Regions from separate parts of the Homo sapiens genome. Here region 1 is linked to region 2. Evidence: read pairs that join two places in POLR2A ChIA-PET (ENCODE). Cell type or tissue: MCF 10A. All regions are shown on one strand. Each heading gives the region's core, and the rest is flanking DNA. Links, peaks and the distances in the headings are about the cores only. Region 1 holds the start of LOC101927057 (a long non-coding RNA gene). Region 2 overlaps NF1 (neurofibromin 1).

Region 1 (8,345 bases), core at 182-8,181, 66 kb after region 2:
AAGATCTCTGTGTTCTTTTCAAAAAAAAAAAAAAAAAAAAAACCCAAAAAATCCAAAAAGACCAAAGAAAAAAATTACAGAAGGGAAAACTGGACCTGTTTCTAAAGTAAAATATTAAAACTGCAATTTGAAATTCTCAAGAAAGTGCTATATGAAATTTATGATCATTCTCATCATTTTCAGAAATTACTTTTTTCCATTTTCTTAAGAATTTTGGAAGAATCAATACGTGAGGGAAGACAGTTCTGGAAACATTTCAAAAACAGATCAACGGAAAGTAATGTAAGTATATAAAGAAAGACACAATTTTTTAACTTAATTTTTGTTTTTTAGAGACAAGGTCTTGCTCTGTTGCTCAGGTTAGGGTATCCATAGCTCACTGTAGCCTTGAATTTCTGGGCTCAAGCAATCCTCCTACATCAGCCTCCTGAGTTGCTGGGACTATAGCTCACATCCCACCATGCCTGGTGATTTTAGGAAGATGATACAGTGTACATACAGCTTGTAGCAATTAAGGTTCTAGCAGGAAACAGGTGGCAAATTCAAACTGAGATATTAGAGATTATGTATAAAGGAGAAGGCAGGTTTTAAGGAAACTCTTAAGAGACAGTGTGATACTACACCTGAAGTAGTGAGTGCAGGAAGCAGTTAGCAGAAAGCAGACACAGAGTAGGTTGTGTGGAGAGGGTCACCCAACAAAAACCATACTGCATGGATGGATGTAGCCAGCCCACTGGGACCCTGCAGAAACGGAGCCAAAAATATATACCTCCTAACCTTACTCTCTTTCTTCTCCCTAATCTTCCGCTTGTATTCCCTATGGGCCAGCTGAAAGCCAGAAAGGAGGGGAGCCCAATGATACCCTCTACACAGGTCAGCCTCTTAGGGTACACAGCAGGGTAAAGAACAGAGTGGATTTGAAGAGGCAAAGGCAAGATGTCCAGCATGTAGTTATGTTAGTCAGCACGAACTAATTTCTGTCACAAATAATCCCAAAATATCACTGGCTAAGACAACAAAAGTTAATTTCTCTTAAATCATGCTTTCTAATGGTTTTACCATCTTCTGGCGTCTTGGAGACCCCCTCCACTGAACCGTCTGTTTCTAGTAGGCGTTGATAGAAGAAAGCAAGAATGGAAGATTGGTGAGAAGTTAGACATCAGGCTTAAAAATCATATACAGTTGACCCTTAAACAACATGGCTTTGAACCATGCTGATCCACTTATACAGAGGTTTACTTCCACCTCTGCCAGCCCGGGGACAGTAAGACCAATCCCTCTTCTTTCTCCTCCACCTACTCAACATGAAGATAAAGAGGATGAAGACCTTCGTGATAATCCACTTCCACTCAGAGAACAGTAAATATATTTTCTCTTCCTCATGATTTTCTGGGTAACAATTTCTTTTCTGGAGCTTATTTCACTCTAAGAATATAGCATATACAACATTTAACTTACAAAACATGTTAATCTGTTTATGTTATCAAAAGGCTTCCGATCAACAGTCTTATTAGTAGTTTAGTTTTTGGGGAGGCAAAAGTTATACGTAGATTTTCCATTGCGTGGAGATTCAGTGCCCCTAACCCCAGTGTTGTTCAAGGGTCGATTGTACATCATTGGAACTGACATTTTACTGGCCAGAACTCAGTCAGATGGTACCACCTAACTATCAGAATGCTAAGAGTGGTATGGTGCTGTGCCCAGAAGGAAGAAGAGAAACATGAATATGCTAAGTACTATTCTTATCATGTATTATGTAACACTCCAGTAGAAAATGGAACAGCACCCCAAAATCAATCTCATCAATATTTCTGCAGCGCAACATTAATATCCACACTAAGTGAAACAAAGATAGCTAAAAACCTCCCATCTATGCAGATAAGGCATTTGCACCAAATAAATTTTGGTGTCAAACTTTTTTATTTTTTGATAAAACTTAAGGTTTTTGGAGGATTTGGGGTTTCAGATTACAGACAAGGGATTATGAATGTGCATTATGATCCACATTGTACAAATGAAGAAATCTTCTCAAAACAGCAGCCAGGAAAGTAGAGATGAAAGTTAAACTCAAGCCTGTGCCTTCCAAATTTATGCTAATGTGAAGGGAAAACTGCAAATAACCAAATAACTCTTACTTTAGACATCATTAATGATACCAGCCCTCCGACATGGAGAAACAGGAGGTATTTCAATGAATTCCAATACTTATTGTGCCCCTTTTTTTTTTTTTTTTTTTTTTTTGAGATGGAGTCTTGCTCTGTCCCCCAGGCTGGAGTGCAGTGGTGCGATCTCAGCTCACTGCAACCTCCACCTCCTGGATTCAAGCGATGCTCCTGCCTCAGCCTCCCAAGTAGCTGGGACTACAGGCGCATACCACCAAGCCTGGCTAATTTTTTGTATTTTTAGTAGAGATGGGGTTTCACCGTGTTAGCCAGGATGGTCTCCATCTCCTGACCTCGTGATCTGCCCACCTCGGCCTCCCAAAGTGCTGGGATTACAGGCATGAGCCTGTGTCCTATTCTTTATAACTGGCCCTGTGTCCTATTCTTTATAAACACTCACTATATTAGAAGCTAGAGGGAATAGAAGGAATAAGAGGTGGTATCTTACCACAAAAAAAGCCAGAATATGGTGGAAGATTTAGTTTCTTTAGTGAAAATGAGACTCTGATCAAAGTATAAAGTACTAAAATGACTGATTCTGACGTGAAGAATTAGGGAAGGATCGTATAAAAGGTGCTGACATGAGTGGAGCTTGAAGAAACAACACAATTTTGAATGAGGAAAGTACAGTAGTACCCCCTTAACTGTGGGGGATATGTTCCAAGACCCCTCAGGGATACCTGAAACCACAGAATTACAGTATTGAACCCAATATATGCTGTGTTTTTCTCCTATACAGAAATACCTGTGATAAAGTTTAATTATAAATTAGGCACAGTAAGAGATTAAAAACAATAATAAAATAGAAGTTATAGCAATATACTACAATAAAAGCACATGCACATGGCATCTCTCTCAAAATATCTTATTGTACTATACTCGCCCTTCTTGTGATGATGTGATATGACACAATGCCTATGTGATAAGATGAAGTGGGTTGACTAATGCAGCACTGTGACACAGTGCTAGGCTACTATTAACCTCATGATACATCCAACTTATGTTTATTTCTGGAATTTTCCATTGAGTATTTTCAGACCATGGTGGACCATGGGTAACTGAAACTATGGAAAGTGAAACTTAGGATAAGAGGGGGCTATTATTACACTTTGGGCAAGTTGGGGAGGCTGCACAAAGATACAAAGTTGGTGGGTATTTGAAGACCTGAATAATGGCAAATTGACTATTGTTTGTTTGGGAACATTTGAGTACTAAATAGAATTTAAATTTTACTTAATCATCATGAAGAGGCCTGGAGAGCTTAAGATAAATAAGAAAGAGAAGATAATGAGAAATCCAGTGTTGGAGAAACATTTGGCTAGGTGATGATACAATTAACCAAGAGATTATGAGAAGAATATATCTAGATACAAAAATAGGAAGGAGAAAACACTAACTTCTGAATTTTAAACAAGTTGAGACTGAGGTGTTTGAAGCATCAATAAAGAGTTGTGTAAGTGTAGTACTCAAAAGGTCAAGATTAGAAAAATAGAATAAGTCACAGTTTGCTCAAGTTCGAAACATTACTATTACTATTACTATTACTATTACTATTACCAACTATATACCCCCCAAAGAAATCCACAGAATGAGCAAGTGAGCAGAGAGAGGACAATGACAAACTCCTGTAAATTACTGCAGTACTCCGATTCATAATATCTACTCTGGTTGCCAAGTAGTTTTTTTTTGTTTGTTTACTTCTTAGATCTGACCACATTAACCTCCAGTTAAGTGAAGTTATTATATGTACCATATAAATAAGATTTACCAAGCATGGTTCTATTCATGGTTTATTCATTCAGGGGAAAAATGATCTTCACAGCACAGTAAAACAAGTGAGGAACATGTACTGGCTTGTACTTCTGCCATTTATGTTGCAATTTCCTTGTATGTCAACACCATTGTTCACAGTCCTGCAATTTTTAAAGTGTGCTGGCCAATATGATGAAAACATTAGCAGAATACAACCCAATTTCCCTATATGCTAGTTATCATGGAAAACGGCTGACCAAAAGACAAAATTCCTTCAAAAAATTTACTTTATGCACTTCAAGGTGACTGGTTTAATACATTAAAAAACCATACACAAACACACAAAAGTTTGTAAACTCAGTATGAAAAAGTATCACTTTCATATGTAATCCTTTTCTTAAGTTTCATATTAATGAAGTTTAACTTCTTTTCTAAGGTTACTTTATTTACCAAAAATTAAATACCTGAAATGTTGTATTACTGAATTATTTTTTAAACTTCAAAATAACCATGGGTAGAAACTGCCCTATAAACATATGTACAGATGTTCTAAGGAAAACGCAGACACCTTTAATACACTTACTTGGTTTAAAATCATAATAATCACAGCAGGCAAAATAGTAAATTCATCTAGTTAGAGTCAATCCAGTGAAGCAATTCATTAATGTATACATGGTAAGAGGAATAACAAATGCTATTCACTGGATTCTTTAAATTAGCAAGCAGATTTTAGAACTTTATTTGAATTCTTTAATCTCTGCCAAAGTCTATCTGTTTATATGTAGTTGTCTGGAAACACTCAGTTGGATACTTCCAAAGAGCAAATGGCAGGTCAAGTTTAGAACACATGACTTCCTCACTAATTATATTTAAATAGCATGCAGTGAGTGAGAAATCAGATTCCCCATAGACGCTGGAGAAAGACTGAATTCTTACTCTTCAAAGAAAAATATCAAAAGGTAACATTAATTTGAAATGTTCTCAATTACATATTAGAGCCAAATGTAACTTTTAATATATATGTTAGAGTTCTACAGTTAAAATTTGGGCTTTAAGTCACAGACTTAAGTTCTAGCTTGGGTCATTTTTAGATATGCACCCTCAGGTAAGTTATGCCCCTTGTCTGAGCCCATTTGCAAAATGAAGGAGTTGGTTTTGTTCATTTCTAAATCTTAAAACTATGAACTTCTCTAGTTTGTTATTGTTGTTGTTGTTGTTGTTAATGAAGAAAACCTCATCCCAGCACTGGGGAAATGCTTTGGTTTAACCTCTTTAGTCTTTGGGTAAATATTTAGAAGTAATATCCTAATTTGTGACCTAAACTAAAACCTTAAATTGTTGGAATAAAGGTCATGAGAAATCAAGAAAATACCAATATTTATTTCATTATTTCTTTTGTTGCTCTACTGTCCCAAATTGCCTCTCAGTCTTTGCCCCTACCCTACTCTATACTGATCTCAAGCCCCCATATTTATTGCATTGAATGTCTAGAGTTTTATTTTTTTCCTTTTTTAAATAGAAAAATGCCAATTAAGCTCTTTTTCAGTCTTGGGATTGTTTTTGCCTTCAGTTGGTAGCCCTCAATAGAAAATAGGTCTTGTGTCAGCAGATGTTGACAACAAAGAAAGGGAAGCTTTTAATTTGTTCACTAATAGTGAAAAAGCAAACATTTACATAACACAAATGTACTGATAAACACAATTAAGGATATATGCTTGCCTATTTGTGATCCAAGTGTTCAATTAAAATTATATAATTATTGTGAAACAGAGGAGGATGATGTTCAAGCTATCACCGATTGGCCTGCTCTTCATGTTTGTTAACATTCCGGGGACAAACTTCAACATCAACAACCTCAAATTCTATGGCAGTATCCAATCCTGCGTCAAGCCTGAATCCCGGGACCAGACCTAATCCCAGGAAGAGCACCAATCCCAGAATGAACCCCAATCCTGGGATAAGCCCAGATCTCAAAATGACCTCGAGTCCCAAGATGACTCCAAATTCCAAGACAAGTCTGAATAGAGCAGTGACCCCAAAGAGCCACAACTATGAATATGAATACTGTGACAAATGGTAGCACCAATCCTGGGACAAGCCCAAATCTCAAAATGACCTCAAATCCCTAGATGACTCCAAATTCCAAGACAAGTCTGAATACAGCAGTGACCCCAAAGATAGCCACAACTATGAATATGAACACTGTGACAAATGGTAGCACCATACTCAATCCAATGGACAACATTTATTTTCTATGTAATATTTTTGCTGTTTTGTGTATACTTGCACTCAGGCTGAAGTGAACTTCAACTGCCTGCATTCTTATCTCAGTTTCTTATTATTGCTGAATGACAAGCATGCTAGGAAAATATCATTTATTTCAATTTACTATTTAAGAAATTATCATCTTGATTTTTTTTTGCAAATTATAATTGTGTACGTTTAAATATTAACTTAATATGATGTTTTCCTTCCATATGAAAGAAGTATGCACTACCTTATTAAATGCTGAAACAAGCAAAATACCATGTTTGCCTTTTAAATGTTTGCAAAACTGAACCAAAACTCAGATATTTATATTAAAGGTGTAAGAGAAGAAATTATGTAGGTGGGGTGTGTGTGTGTGTGTGGTGTATGTGAGAGAGAGCACACACATGAGAGTGAGAGAGCGAGTGAGCAACAGTGACAGAGAGATGAAGGATAGGGGATAGGGGATAGAGGATGGGGGTGTGGGATAAGGAGTGGTATGGGGGAAGTTGTTTTTGTATTTTATTTTTATTTTTTTGAGACAGAGTTTCACTCCTGTTGCCCAGGCTGGAGTGCAATGGCATGACCTCAGCTCACTGCAACCTCCACCTCCTGGGTTCAAGCAATTCTCCTGCCTCAGCCCCCAGAGTAGCTGGGATTACAGATGCCCACCACCACGCTCGATTAATTTTTTGTATTTTTAGTAGAGGGGTTTCACCATGTTGGCCACGCTGGTCTCAAACTCCTGACTTCAGGGGATCTACCCGCCTTGGCTTCCCAAAGTGCTGAGATTACAGGTGTGAGCCACCATGCCCGGTCTATATTTTATTTTTTATTAAACAGACAAAAAATGCTAATCTGATAAACTAAAGCGCTCTACAAAATAACACATTCATCTGTATTAACATATTTCATGAATGTGTTAATAGTAATATGTCATTTCGCTAAGAAAAGGTGCCAATTCTGCTAACCTTTGTAATGTATAATGATATTGCGCCAATGACAAGATTATCTTATATTGAGTACACTCTTGTCTTATGTTTCAAAAAACCATTTGTAAATCAGATGCCTGGAATCGAGAACTTATTTTCCCCAGAGTAATATATCTCATAACTGTTGGTTAGGTTTTCATGCTCATCTACAAAGATTTACCCAAGCATACAATTATAATAGTAATAAGCATGTAATTAATAGTGCATTTGTTAAGAGCTTTGGCTTAGGTTTGAAACCGAATTCTGATTCTTACTAGTTGTGCTACCATGAATTAAGTACATGACCCAGTGAGATTCCCAAACTTTAGTAATAAATGAAACACTTGGAGTGCCTGTTAAATATATAAATAAGGCCCTGCCCCTGAGATTTTGGTTTGGAAATGGGGGCTGGGGATATGTTTGTTTTAATGTTCCAGATCATTCTGATAGCCATGTTTGGGTTTCAGTTTATACGTACGTCAATTAATTGTTAATAATATCTCAGAAGGTTATTATGTAGATTAAATGAGAAATTATGTAATATGCACAGTTTCCTGATGCAGAGAAAGCACTTAGGAAATGTTAGCTATTATCATTATTTACTACTACCACCCAAAAAGCAATTGCCAGGTATCACAATATTCCTAAGAGGAAAACTCTTCTTTGTAACTTGGGGTTTTTGTTTTGTTTTGTTTTAATGTATTCTTTCAGAGAAGGCCTCACTCTGTTGCCCAGGCTGGAGTACAGTGGTGTGATCTCGGCTCAATGCAGTCTTGACCTCCCAGGATCAAGTGATCCTCCCACCTCAGCCTCCTGAGTAGCTGGGGCTACAGGTGTATGCCACAATGTACGGCTGATTTTTGTATTCTTCCGTGGTGACAGGGTTTCACCATGCTGCCCAAGCTGATCTCAAACTCCTGAGCCCAAGTGATTTCCCCGCCTTGGCCTCCCAAAGTGCTGGGATTACAGGTGTGAGCCACCTTGCCCGGCCACTTTGGGGTTTTATATTTTTAATTATTCTTACAAAAACAATATATGCTCCTGGCAAGCCAAACAACATAGAGATAGATAACAGAAATATTAAATTGGTCCTCTATCTCCTCCAATCACACTTCTGAGATAAGCAATGTGAACAGTTAATATGTATACTTTCATACATTTCTCAGTCTACACATACACATGTGCAGGTGCACACACACACTGTCGTGTACCT
Region 2 (8,308 bases), core at 309-8,308:
AAAGAATAATTAAGCACTTTATTAGCCCAGTTACAATTACTTATCTTGGTATCCTTTAGTAAGGTAGTATTTTTTGAGAAATCCCCATTGACCTTAGAGATTAACACTGTCAATATTTTTTGTAGAAATTTCATAAGAAAGTGAAATCAAATGCATACATTCACAATAGTGGGTGTATGCATATCTCTCTCTCTCTCATAAAAACTGGGAGAATCTCCATGGTCCCTCAAGCCTATGATTTAAATTAATACAAAATTGTTGACTCAAGCTATAGCTTGAATCTCTATTGTGGCCAAATCCACTTCTGAGACCACTGGGGTTCATGCCAGCTCCTTATCCCAGGTCTTACTTTATCCTGCTTTGCTTCTGACCCACCACTACATGCTGTTCTTATTAACTGCAGTCTCTGGCCATGACTGCCCCATGTTAATGAACCAAAGTTAACAAGCTGTGAAGTCAGCAACGGGGAGTAAAACCAGGTTAGGAAGTGAATGAGCGGGCTCTGAGGAATAGCTGGAGATCACTGGCTATAAGCAATATAGAAAGGGGTGAGAATAGGGTGCCAGAAAGGTGATGTACAATGGTATAAAATAATAGTATTAATCAACAATAAACTATAAACAAGTTGAAGAAAATCTGTGATCAAATCTCTTAACATTTTCTAATATAAATTATTCAAATAACACTTAGTGATTTGCAGTCTGTTTCATTTTGAAAATCAGTAAGATACTTAGGTATTGTTACTATTAATATAGCTATTATCAGACTCAGTATGTAGGTTTTTGTAAGAATCAACACTTTTTTTTTTTTTTTTTTAAAGGCAGGGTCTCACTCTGTCACCCAGGCTGGAGTGCAGTGGCACGATCATGGCCCACTGCAGCCTTGACCTCCTGGGCTCAAGTGATTCTCCTTCCTCAGCATCCCAAGTAGCTGGCACTATAGGCATGTGCCACCGCACCTGGCTAATGTTTTTATTTTTTGTAGAAAGGGGGTTTCACCATATTGCCCAGGCTGGTCTCGAACTCCTAAGCTCAAGAGATCCTTCTGCTTTGGCCTCCCAGAGTGCTGGGACTACAGGTGTGAGCCACCATACCCAGCCAGAATAAACTCTTTTGTTTTTCAGGCAAATTTGATATTTGAATTGGAAATGAAGCTCTCTTAAAACACATATTGAATAAAACACAACTCATTAAGACAGATATAGTTTGCATTTATTTATTTATTTTTTGAGACAAAGTCTCACTCTGTTACCTAGGGCTGAGTGCAGTGGTGTGATCACGGCTCACTGTAGCCTCGACTTCCCAGGCTCAAGCAATCCTTCCATCTATGCCTCCTAAGTAGCTGGGACTACAAGCACGTGCCACCATGCCTGGCTAATTTTTAAATTTTCTGTAGAGATGAAGTCTCACTATGTTGCCCAGGCTGGCCTCAAACTCCTAGCCTCAAGTGATCCTCCTGCCTCAGCCTCCCAAAATGTTGGTATTACAGACGTGAGCCACCACGCCTGGCCTAGTTTGCATTTAAAGTAAGACATAAGGGCTAACTTACTTCAATTTATTTCAAGTAATCACTTATTCAAATTACTTCTGGTTTCTTAATAGTACTTCATAAAAATATTCTAAATAAGGCTTTTTTACCTTTTAAAAGGTGTCCAACCAATGCAAAGTTAAAGTTAGAGTTGAAATTGAGTCCAACAAAATGATCCATTTGCTTGCAGTGCCACTCCAGAGGATTCCGGATTGCCATAAATACTTCCTCTGGACTCTATTAAAGATAATCATGAGATGGTTGATGAGGTTCACACAGTAGCTTTCTTTAAAGGCTCACTTAATTTTGTGTTCAATAGTATGACAAGATAAGTAATCCTTTCAATTTGAGAGAAATTATTTTCAGTTGACTGCAGAAAACCACAGAACATTTTAGCTACTACAAATTAACTGGTGCAAGACAGTCAAGCATATAAATAAGAAGATGGTGGAAGATGAAATCACTTTTATTTACAATACAAAATAAATGACTGTCAATTTACATCCCGGTGACTTTTAACATGCTTATTAACTCTGATGCCTAGCATCCAAAGGGCACTAGAATCAATATTAGCTCCCGCTACTGGGCTGTTTTGAAGATGAAAATACCGAGGCAGATGCCCCATTTGCAATGCTCCATTTGCAAATATTCTTTTTTTGAGATGGAGTCTTACTCTGTCGCCCAGGCTGGAGTGCAGTGGCACCACCTTGGCTCACTGCAACCTCCTGGGTTCAAGAGATCTTCCCACCTCAGCCTCCCAGGTCGCTGGAGTTACAAACATGTGCCACCCTGGCTAATTTTTGTATTTTTAGTAGAGACAGGGTGTCACCATGTTGGCCAGGCTGGTCTCGAACTCCTAACCTCAAGTGATCCTCCCAACTCGGCCTCCCAGAGTGCTGGAATTACAAACATGCGCCATTGCACCCGGCCAATTTGCAAATATTCTTAACATATAAATAGCCAACAACTAGATATCGCTGACCACCACTGTCCCAAAACAGTTTTAGAAAAACGGCAATGAGAATTAGGACAGAGGGGTTCTAGTCCCAAAACAGATGTACAAGCATGGGCAAGTTACTTAACTTCTTAGTTCCTTTCTAATTTGCAAAATGGAGGTCTGATTAATAAACTCCATAAGACCTCTTACCTCTAAAATTTTGCTTCTATATTTTTCAGACCCATATCTGTTCCAGGTTCACACTACATCTGGTAGACTGAACTAATAATGTTTAGACCAAGTATCTTTTTACACTTAAAACCATAATCCTGTTCTTTGTACCCACAGTTCAGTTAATTTCACTTCAAGCAAATCTCACTGTATATACACATTCTTTTAAAAACATTCCCCTCTTTTCTCCTAGACCCTTCCCATTTTTATCCAAAGACAAAAGGGACGTAATTTCATACTATTTTATTCTCTCCTCTATTCTCTATGAACTAAAATCCAACCCCAATTAGATCTCCATTTTACAAATTAGAAAGGAACTAAGAAGTAATTTGCCCATGTTCATATATATATACACACACACATGCACACGTGCACACACACACACACACCCCATTAGCACCCCTCCTAACATTTATTAACCTTAATTGGAGTTGGATTTTACATATTTTATGTGTGTACACACACACACACACACACACACACTTTATATATATATATACACATACATTACATATATATGTGTGTATGTAATATATGTATACACACTTTTTTTTGGAGACAGGGTCTTGCTCTGTTGCCCAAGCTGGAGTGCAGTGGCGTGATCTCAGCTCACTGCAACCTCTGCCTCCCAGGCTCAAGCAATCCTCCTACCTCACCTCCCGAGTAGCTGGGATTGTAGGTGCATGCCACCATGCCTAGCTAATTTTTGCCTTTTTTGTAGAGATGGGGTTTTGCAAGTTGCCCAGGCTGTTCTCTAACTCCTGAGCTCAACTGATCCACCTGTCTTGGCCTCCCAAAGTGCTGGGACTACAGGTATGAGCCACCACTCCTGGCCACTAATGGTATATTTTAAAGTAAGATTAGACAGAATAAAAAAACTAGTAAAATTAAGTACCCAAAAGTTTCCTTTAGACTCTCCAACTTCCTTATCTACTATGAATTATACGTATTTTTCATTAAGTGGCATTATTAAGTAAAACTAAGATTACTTTTAGATTATTTCTTCACGTGTGAAATGGGGGGCAGAGAATGCTAACCTTTACCTTAAGGTTATGAAAATTAAAAATAAATGTATAGTGTTTAGCATACGGCCTGGCATGGTAGCTATTAATATTATTACCATGTATTGTTTATGCTCATTCTGTAAGGATGATCATGTATTATTTATCCTTATTCTGTAATTCTACTAGTATTAGGCCAGTACTGTTTTTTTTTTGTTTTTTTTTTTTTGCTATTTTTATGTAAAAAATATGCATTCAAGTTTACATAGTTCTTTATGAGCTGGTAAGGAAATATACTCACAATAAGTTACATTATACAAATTCCTACTTAAGTTATGGACTTCTTGTGATTTTAAAAGAATAGCAACAAGAAAAGATGGAAGAGTACTAAATTTGAGTAATCTAGGAACCTCAAGGCAAAGTTTGCTTACCTTGTCATTGAATATACGGAGACTATCTAAAGTATGCAGGTTTTGTTCAAGAAGTGCGGTACCTGCTGAATACAAGTTGACCTCATCAAGCTGCAGCACAGCCACAGCTACCCAAAAGAGGGCTTTGTGCAGAGGCGAGTCCTGGCAAAGAAGATATGTTTGAGGCTAGTAAGATGAATCATGACATAGTCTCTTTCAAAACACACTGCAGTTAAAAATAAAGCAGCTTATCTTCCTAAATTACCCATGTTTTCTCTTTTGGGGAAGATAAAGATATGAGTAAGCTCTTCACTTTTCCATATGTATAACTAAAGACACTGTTAGCTGGACTGAGAACGTTACTTAGCACCTCCTTTGACTTCTCCCTGTTCTTTGATTTCTAAATCCAGTCACCAAGGTTTGTTGATTCTTCTAGAGTAGTCTCTTTTGTATCTTTTGTCATTTCTTTCTTATTGCTAATGACATTACCACATGCCAACCTTCTTTATTATAAAGGTGGATTCTTTTTACTTCAGTTTCTCCCTACTCCAATCCACTGTGCACACTACCACCAGGAGCTAAGTCCTGCTTTCATCGTATGACTTGTCTGCTTAAAAACTGTACATTTCCAAACTCTTTTGAACAATGCTGAATGTGAGATGAGGTCTATCCAGTCCTCACAACTTTCCCTCTCTCGATTCCTTTGAAAAGCTTCTCCATTACAACTAGAATGTTCTACCCACCTTCCCTCCATTGTCCTGGCATTCTTGTGCAGCTCTCTCCCTTTCTCTCTACCTACATTAACTCCTATGTTTCCCTTTAACTTTATTTTAAACTGTCTTTTCAACTTCTTGTCACTCTTAACCAGTATGGTAATCTCTTGCTGCTCTGAATTAAAAGTATTTATTACTGGCAATCTTTACTTAGCACTGTGATATTAGGGAAAATACATGGACTTTAGAGTCAAATAGTATCACATTAGAATCATGGTTCTTTTATTAGGTATGTGACTTTGGGCAAGTTATTTAGCCCTTCTGAGCTCATTTTCACTTAGAAGATGGGGACCAGAGAACCATTTTGTATAATACAAAATTAGAATGCTTGTAGACAAACCAGGAATATAACAGGTATTATTTCTCTGTTATTTCTCCCAAGTCTGGCATACCTTTGTACTCAAATCACAGAATTAAACCACTTTAGAACTGGATGGTAATACCATGCCATTATCGAATCTTTTTCATTTTATTAATACAAAAACATGATTTCCAGATATCTTAAATATAAAAATGGGATAAGGTCAGACCATCCTAAAACAGTGGCCACTTCATTTTACTCCTTTTAAATATAATCTTCATTTGGCACCCAAACTCTTATGACGATCAAGTATACTTCTCCCAGCTTTAATTTCTCCATAGTAATAATCACTAACATACTACGTATTTTGTTTACTTCATTATCCATTCACTCCCCAACCTCCACACCCACCCCAGAAAGTAAGCTCCATGAAGGCAGTGAGTTTTATGGGCTTTGTTAGTACTCTATCTCTAGCGCCTAAAACAGTACTTGGCAATAGCAGATAATTAATAGTTATAAGATAAAATAATTAAGAATATATACCTATCTTTCCTTTAGCACTGATGAGACCAAAAACTTACAAGCGCTTGAGAACATACTATCCATACTTACTCTTCTTCTAATATGACTACTTCAAACAACTAAACTTTAAGAGGTTCTACTTTAACTATAGTTTTTTCTTTATAACTTATTCTCAATTCATCTTATTTTCTAAACTCTTTGAAAGAAAGTAACATTCAACACTGATACCCAAAATGAATGCACTCATTTTCTATACAGTAATTACCTTATTAAGAAGTGGCTGTAATTTGGTTAGTGCTATTACTGTAGCTTCTATCAGAACTTGACTGTTGTAAGTGTCAGGTCCTTTTAAGCAACTCTCAAGTGCCTTTTAGGAAAACAGAATTTTTTATTTTACTTTCATTGAAATAAAACATTAACTCCTAAACTGAATCTCGGAATGAATTCAGGAACATTTACTTATTTAATAAATGCTAGAATGATTTCTCATGCTATGGTGATCTTGGTAGCTAGCTTAATGTACATTTGTTTTCTTATTTTTTGACATTTCTACATTATAAGAGTCAGACATTATTATAGTAATTACAAATTAAATAATTTTATGCAAGGCTATAGTCTTACCATATAATTAAATGCTTTGAAAACTGGTAAAATACTAAGTGTACCTGCTTAGCAAAAGAGGCAACATATTTTATTTTAAAGACATCTTCCTTAATGAAGTAATCAGAGTTTACATATAAAGACAGCTTCTTTAGAGAAGACTTCTTCAAAGAATTACAATAAATAATCAAAATACATTTTAAAGGCTTAATAAGTAACATATAAGATATTTCATTGACCTCAAATTTAAACGTCTTTTAGAAAAATGAAAGATATGCTTTACAACTTGAGAACCATAAATATTTGGGAGAAGTGAGGGCGGAACAGGTACCTTGCTAAGAATACGGATTATCTGCTTTATCTGCCCATGAGACACTCGTTTGCTAATACACCCAAAGACAACAAGAGCTCTTGGTTGCAGGGATGGATTATATTGGAATGCAAATCTGCAATTAAAAGATCCACAGAACTTATAAAAACCTTTGTGTTTATATATACTAAATAATAAATTATAACATTGATCATACAGTAATAGCTGTATTTTCAACAATATGCATATTTTTACAACTTATATTTAATTTAGGACATACCTTTGAGCTAGTTCTGTCCACTGGTCCAGCCACTTGCACGTTGGAATATCTCTCATGCATGCCTAAAAAAGGGGATACTCTGAATACATATTGTACATAAATGTTTTTAGAACTGTTTAAATAATGTTTATTATGATGTCATTAAGTGACCTGTTACCAATAACACAGTCCATGCAAGTGTTTTTATTTAAGCATTAAGTACAAAATAGCACAATAAACCAATATTTCTTCTATATAGTATTAACATATTTTTAAAAAAAGATTTTAACTTAGTTTCTTATCATTTTGGCTTCTATACCTCCATGATCTCCAACAAAGCTTCTGTGACTGTTTCCAAGGATGTCAAAGCAAAAGTCTCTCTCTCATAGGAGCCAGGAGAGAATGACCTGTCCCGGTAACTGGAACGGAAGGCAATGACAGCAGCTGACTTGACTTTGCTAATGCCAAACAGCAAGTAAAATTTGGGTAATGAGAACTCTGTCAGACTGAGTCTCAAAACTTGCTTGGTCTCTTCTGTAAGAGAATAAAGGAACAAGTAAAGACAGAAAATATTACTTTTTAATTTCTAAAGTTCCATGTTTCATTTTGAATTTAGAAAATTTGAATACCATATAAAAATTACATAATCATGTTCCCTAAATCAAACCTCTAGATACATTGTATTAATGCTCCTTGCTTCATTTATCTACAAATTAGTGCTGGTAACTGAACATGGTCAACTGGCACTGAGTATTCCGCTTATGGGATAACTCTACATGACAAGTATGCATAGAAAATCTTTACTATAGCTTGATATGGAATGGAAGTAATTTATTTTCTTTTTGGTAATATTTCATGTCATTACTGGAGGCTTAAATTAGCAACTTGGTGTTAGAGCACAAACATAAATAAGATAATCTATATTGATCAGGTGAAGTAAAATGGAGAAAGGAACTGGTAAACACAAATTCCTTTCCTAGAACTTACCACTAAAATGAAGCTGTGAACAAGTACACAGAGAGTGAATGATATTAATGACCAGTCCATGTGTGGAAGCTCTAAGGGAGAGCGGACCTGTGGCTACTAAGAAAGTAACAACGTGGAAGAGGTAGGGAAGATGAGCTGCCACATCAAGGGAATTGTTGAAGGACAGCATCAGCATGTAGCGTGCTAAAATAGCAATATCATCCCACATAAGATGTTGTTCTAAAGTAGGAGTTGGAGATAAGCATGTCTTGTCAATTATTTTGCACATCCTTCCAATAACCTGTAAAGAAGCAGGATTTTTTTTTTTAAAAAAAAAAACATGGGACTCAAAGTTTTAGCACAAAAAAGTTCAGTTTAATTTAAAAGTAATTACAAAACAAAAAACCTCCTGATGATAAAACAGATATGCTATAGTACAGAAGGCAAAAGAAAAGTGATTACCTTGCTTGA

Evidence for each region. ChIA-PET counts read pairs that join two places held together with the same protein. Peaks named below come from ENCODE experiments on the same cell type or tissue, not always from the same donor. Only the 100,000 strongest peaks of a DNase experiment are listed, where the experiment ranks them.
Region 1: POLR2A ChIA-PET joins it to region 2 with 6 read pairs; 5 of 35 experiments call an interaction of 5 or more read pairs at or near these places.

The regions. Positions count from the first base shown.
Region 1 is chr17:31,270,105-31,278,449 of GRCh38, reverse strand. All of the region lies in intron 36 of NF1 (neurofibromin 1), which reads right to left. LOC101927057 (a long non-coding RNA gene) reads left to right here and starts at 4,812. Exons shown (of 2, transcript XR_243788.5): 1 at 4,812-4,873; 2 at 5,685-6,437. In MCF 10A, for the core only: no CTCF peak of the experiment used is centred there; a DNase peak (open chromatin) is centred at 4,039.
Region 2 is chr17:31,336,465-31,344,772 of GRCh38, reverse strand. NF1 (neurofibromin 1) reads right to left here. Exons shown (of 58, transcript NM_001042492.3): 41 at 8,300-8,308; 42 at 7,859-8,138; 43 at 7,191-7,405; 44 at 6,893-6,954; 45 at 6,634-6,748; 46 at 5,968-6,069; 47 at 4,128-4,268; 48 at 1,638-1,764. Among named protein-coding and RNA genes, the nearest start is that of EVI2A, 19 kb to the right of the region's middle. In MCF 10A, for the core only: no CTCF peak of the experiment used is centred there; a DNase peak (open chromatin) is centred at 4,272.